Regions from separate parts of the Homo sapiens genome. Here region 1 is linked to region 2. A link is an interaction called in ENCODE POLR2A ChIA-PET data of the cell type or tissue named here. Cell type or tissue: A673. All regions are shown on one strand.

The links. ChIA-PET counts read pairs that join two places held together with the same protein. Peaks named below come from ENCODE experiments on the same cell type or tissue, not always from the same donor. Only the 100,000 strongest peaks of a DNase experiment are listed, where the experiment ranks them.
Region 1: POLR2A ChIA-PET joins it to region 2 with 7 read pairs; 4 of 35 experiments call an interaction of 5 or more read pairs at or near these places.

Annotation. Positions count from the first base shown.
Region 1 is chr5:154,163,058-154,165,557 of GRCh38, reverse strand. No RefSeq gene overlaps it. Among named protein-coding and RNA genes, the nearest start is that of GALNT10, 26 kb to the left of the region's middle. In A673, no CTCF peak of the experiment used is centred here; a DNase peak (open chromatin) is centred at 1,237.
Region 2 is chr5:154,054,383-154,056,882 of GRCh38, reverse strand. MFAP3 (microfibril associated protein 3) reads right to left here. Exons shown (of 3, transcript NM_005927.5): 3 at 1-2,500. Among named protein-coding and RNA genes, the nearest start is that of MFAP3, 17 kb to the right of the region's middle. In A673, no CTCF peak of the experiment used is centred here; a DNase peak (open chromatin) is centred at 1,482.

The sequences.
Region 1 (2,500 bases), 110 kb before region 2:
TAAGGGCATTGAATCTATCTCTTTAGGCACCTGCCATTTTTGCTCTTCAAATGACACTTTTAAGAATGGTGGCCATCTGTTGAGCACCTCCCATGAGCCAGACACAGTGCTAAGAACACCACATGCGTAACCTCAAATGTTCATAAGCATAAAATTACTAGTTCCATTTTACAGATGACAAAAATGAGGCACAGGGTGGTTAAGTGACTTGCCCAGGTCTGTGTGACCTAAAATCCATAACTGGGTTGGAGGGGAGAATAACGCAATGAATATAGACACTGGATCAGACCCCCTGGTAATGAATCAAGGCTTTGGCTCTTACTAGTTGTCAAAAGGGATGCTATAACTTTTCTAAGCCTTAGCTTTTCTCTTTATAAAATAGAGATAATAATAGCTGGGAGTGTGGCTCACACTTGTAATCCCAGCACTTTGAGAGGTTGAGGAGGGTGGATCACTTGAGGTCAGGAGTTTGAGACCAGCCTGGCCAACATGGTGAAATCCTGTCTCTACTAAAAATACAAAAATTAGCCGTGTGTGGTGGCATGTGACTGTAATCCCAGCTCTTCGGGAGGTTGAGGCAGGAGAATCACTAGAACCTGGGAGGCAGAGGTTGCAGACAGCAGAGATTGCACCACTGCATTCCAGCCTGGGCAACAGAAAGAGGCTCCGGCTCAAAAAAAAAAAAAAAAAAAAAAAAAAAAAAAAGATGGAGGGCGGGGATAATAATAATACCTATTTTAAAATTTGTAGTAGGCAAAATAATGGTCCCGCAAATATGTCTACATCCTAATCTTTGGAATCTTTGAATATGTTACCTTACGTGATCAAATGTAAGCATGAATGTAAAGGTGCTTTGCATGTCAATAATAACAATAATAGTAATAATAATTATTACAATTATATGCCAGACACTGTTCTAAAGAGAATCATTGAGAATGTGACAGAATCCGCCAAATGTCACCCTCCCATCCAAAAGACCCCTCCTAGCCAAATTTCCTGTGGAAGATGTTCTCTCAACCATTCCTTTCCTCTTCCCTGGACCAGAGATGAAATAACTCACAGGCAGCTCTCCAGATGAGAGGAAAATGAAGAAGGTAGTGCTTATTACAACATAAAAAGGACCAGGCTCTGTTTACTCAGATTGGGAAACAGATTCTAGGAACAATGTGTCTGCTCCAATGTAATTATCCTGTAAGTGGTCGGCATTTTACTCAGCTCCAAAACTCATGAAGAGGCTTCAAAGAAGTACCCTGGGGACTGTTTTATCAAAAGGGACTTAAGAAGGGGTAAAGTTTTGAGATCAAACTAAGCTCTTAATTGAATCAGCAAAAACTGAAAAAATTTTGAAAGGGAGTTTTGTGCAACAGCAGGAAAACATTTTGGATATGCAGACTGAAAAGAAAAGAGAGAAACAGATCCAGATACCTGGCAGAATATCTCTGCACTGTTGGCTAGTGTTAGTGAGAGGAGAAAGAAATGAAGTTACCGGAATCATAAACCCCTAGCTTGGAAGAAACATGAAGCTTCCATCTGTTTCATCCTTTTCACTTAATTCACTTACATTTAATTCAACATATCCATTCATTCATTTTTCAATAAATACAGACCAAGCACCTGCTAAGTGCTGCTGTGTTACGTGGTGGGGACGCAATGGAGAACACAACACAGTCCTTCCTTCCAGGAGCTTAGGGTGCTCCAGCTCCCACATACCCATTTTAGCAGGAAGTCTCTAATCCTACCATCTCCCCACCCCCATGCTCCACTTACTTTTCCACAAAATCTCACGGGGCTTAGCAGGAGAGCCAGTGCTTATACTCCAGCCTATTTGCCTTTAGAACCAGATGAGTTTGGGATTCAGAAGGCCAGACCCTGGTCCTGTTTCTGCCTCCTAGTCTCAACATGATCTTGGAAAAGAAAATTCTATTCATATGTGGAGGAAACTGAGCTCAGGGAAGGCTTTCCTCCTCTTGCTCCCCCAACCCCCATGTTGTGTTCAAATCTTGGCTCCCCTACCCACAAGCTGTGTGCTCATAAGCAAGTTGCTTAACCACTCTGTTCCTCTGTTTCATCATGTGTAAAATAGGATGTTGGAAGTCTTTGTTAAAATAAATGTATGTGAAATGGTTAGAATAGAGTCAAGTATATAATAAACATTTAATAGACATTAACCATTATTATTAGAGCACTGTGGACCTGTGGATCATTTTTTTCATAGTATTGATCACTGTTTGATATTACATATTTTAGTGATTATTAGATTTAATCTGCCTCCCCTCATTAGACTATAAACTCTGTAAGGGCTGTTTTACCTAGTCTCAACAGCTACTTCAGTGATAGGCACATAATAGGAGCTCAATAAATATTTGTTTAATGGGTTAATGAATGAATGAATTTCTTCCCCAACCCATCTCAGATTGCAGAGGAAAGAAGAATCTGAAGGGCTGCCAGAGCATCTGTTCCCGGAGGTTTTTTCAAACAAGTTCCAACAGCTGTTTGTGCT
Region 2 (2,500 bases):
AGATATTTCTATCAAGGTAATTGGTAGAAAATATAAATGCGTGCTGGCCCTGACTCAAGAATTAAACCATCGTAACATATACATACACAATTTGGAGGACAGGCAGTTATCAAACAGTCTATAAACTCAAGTGGGGCATCAGCTCAATTAATACCTGTCTATCTGGCTTCAGCTGGTAAGGAATCATAAAGATGTTCAAATTTTGATTTTTGGTGAATGTATTTCACAAAGCTACCATTTCATAAGGACAATAAGGTTCACTATATCACAATACACGACAAAATTTACAAATGAGATGACAGCTATTTTAAATACATTTTGTAAAGGCATTTTCCACTAACTATAAAATCCAGTGAGACAAAAAGATAATTACACTATAGTTACCATCAAGACTTTTAGACTGTAGTTGAAGTTCAAAAGGTTGATTTAAAAAAAAGATAACATGAGGCTTAATTATATATGAAGAGTATTTGATTAGATACAGAAAACATTAGTAAGTGTGGTTTTCTTCCTCTTGAAAACTAGCTTTACGAAGTAATACCAACTCCAATTAAATTTTGACCTACTTTAATTCCTCATCAATGGCACCATAAGCTGGTACACTCAAAGTAAACCAGTTACTTTGGCCACCAAATTAGGCCACCTCTGTTTCTAAAATAACTAGGATACAACGGAGTAGCATGCATTTAGTTACTATACAGTATCGTGCAAACTTACAGACTTTAAAAACATTTCCTCCATTTTTCCAAAGTTCTGTTTCTTAGGACTTTGATTTTAAACATGTCTACCTTAGGGTTCTAAATAATAATGTCTCCTATGAGAACATGTGGGGTAAAACCATTCTCTAATTTGACAAGCTATATTCTAAAAGATTACTGCAAACCTGCTATGTTAGGACAGGGTTGAAAGTACTATCTGAAATCTGAGGGATGTTTAGAGGACTGACCCCCAGACAAGGGATTTAAAATGTTTTTTGGCCAGGCACAGTGGCTCATGCCTGTAATCTCAACACTTTGGGAGGTAAGGCAGGAGGATCATTTGAAGCCACAAGTACAAGGTCAGCCTGGGCAACAAAGTGAGACCCCCATCTCTACAAAAAATAAAAAAAAATTAGCCAGGAAAGGTGGTGCACACCTGTAGTCCTAGCTGCTTGGGAGGCTGAAGCAGGACGATCGCTTGACCCCAGGAGTTGGAGGCTGCAGTGAGCTATGATCTTGCCACTGCACTCCAGTCTCAGTGGACAGAAAAAAAATTTAATTTTTCCAGAGAAAAGGGAAGGGAAAAAGTGTTCCATAATCTAGGATATGTTCAAGAGCCTTTGCTCTTATAGTCAAATATATAAAAACAATTTTCCTTAAAGAAATACCAGTCTATGAGCCAAGGCAAGCTTTGGCTAAATGATTGGTTAGCTTTTATTTGGCTCTAGAGGTTTCCATGGAAACAGCCTGAGAGACAGAAAAGGCAGCATTATCATCTTTATCCATGATGCCATCTGATAAAACTGCACATTGATTCATTCATGCTATTCAGAGCAGATGTATTACTTCTGATAAGCCTGGACAAAGGGAGGCATGAGTTTTATCCCGTCACGCTTTGAATTTCCTGTCTTCCCCTGTTTGAAACCTTAAATTAAAATCCTGATAAAACCTCCTCTGAACATTTCCCTCAGGAGCCTCTAGCTGAAGTAATGCTTCAATAATCAGAAGTCATATGAAGAAACGTGAAGCCCCAAATGGAGCTCCACTGCCAAGTTCTTAAAATTATATGGCACCACGCTTCCTGTAGCTGAAGAAATTGTTCTGAAGAGTATTTACAATTCCATTATATCAGATCTCAGCCAGGCAAGAAATGTCATCATAAGTGTTTATTATATACAGTTGAAGCAGGTGGCATCATCCATCATTTTTCTTCCTCTTGATGTCTAGATCAGTTGTGTGTGTATTTTAATATAGTAACACACCCTCACAATTATCTAATCTTATTTCAGGTTAGTGCTTCTTGGAAAGGCTACAAAAGCAGCCATAGCTCAGAATTATGTATCTGAAGTAAACAAAAATAAAAACCTCAACAACAAAATATTAACCAAACAAACAAGATAAAGACGCATGCAACCTATAGCACCATACCTAAGACCACAAAGGGCAGGAGGGTTGACAGAGGTCTTAAGAGGAATCCAGTTTTGGGTTTTCTCCTAGGATGAGATCCCAAATATAGAACCTATTTGTAGAGTCCAATACTTTTAAAAAGGGAAAGCCTGAGAAATTCTGTTAACAGAAATATGAAAATCCATGATTTTCCAGAAGACAGATGATTTGACACTGTTCTTATTCTAAAAGCATCAAAGACGTTATACCTTAGAAATAAACTGCTCACTTTGGAAGATCAGTTAGGCAATCCCTGCCAACCTCAATGAACTAAAATGATATCTCAGTAAGTTAAAAATATGATACACCCCCACCAAGGACCAATTTACTCATGGAAAGTAGTTTACAGAGCAGTT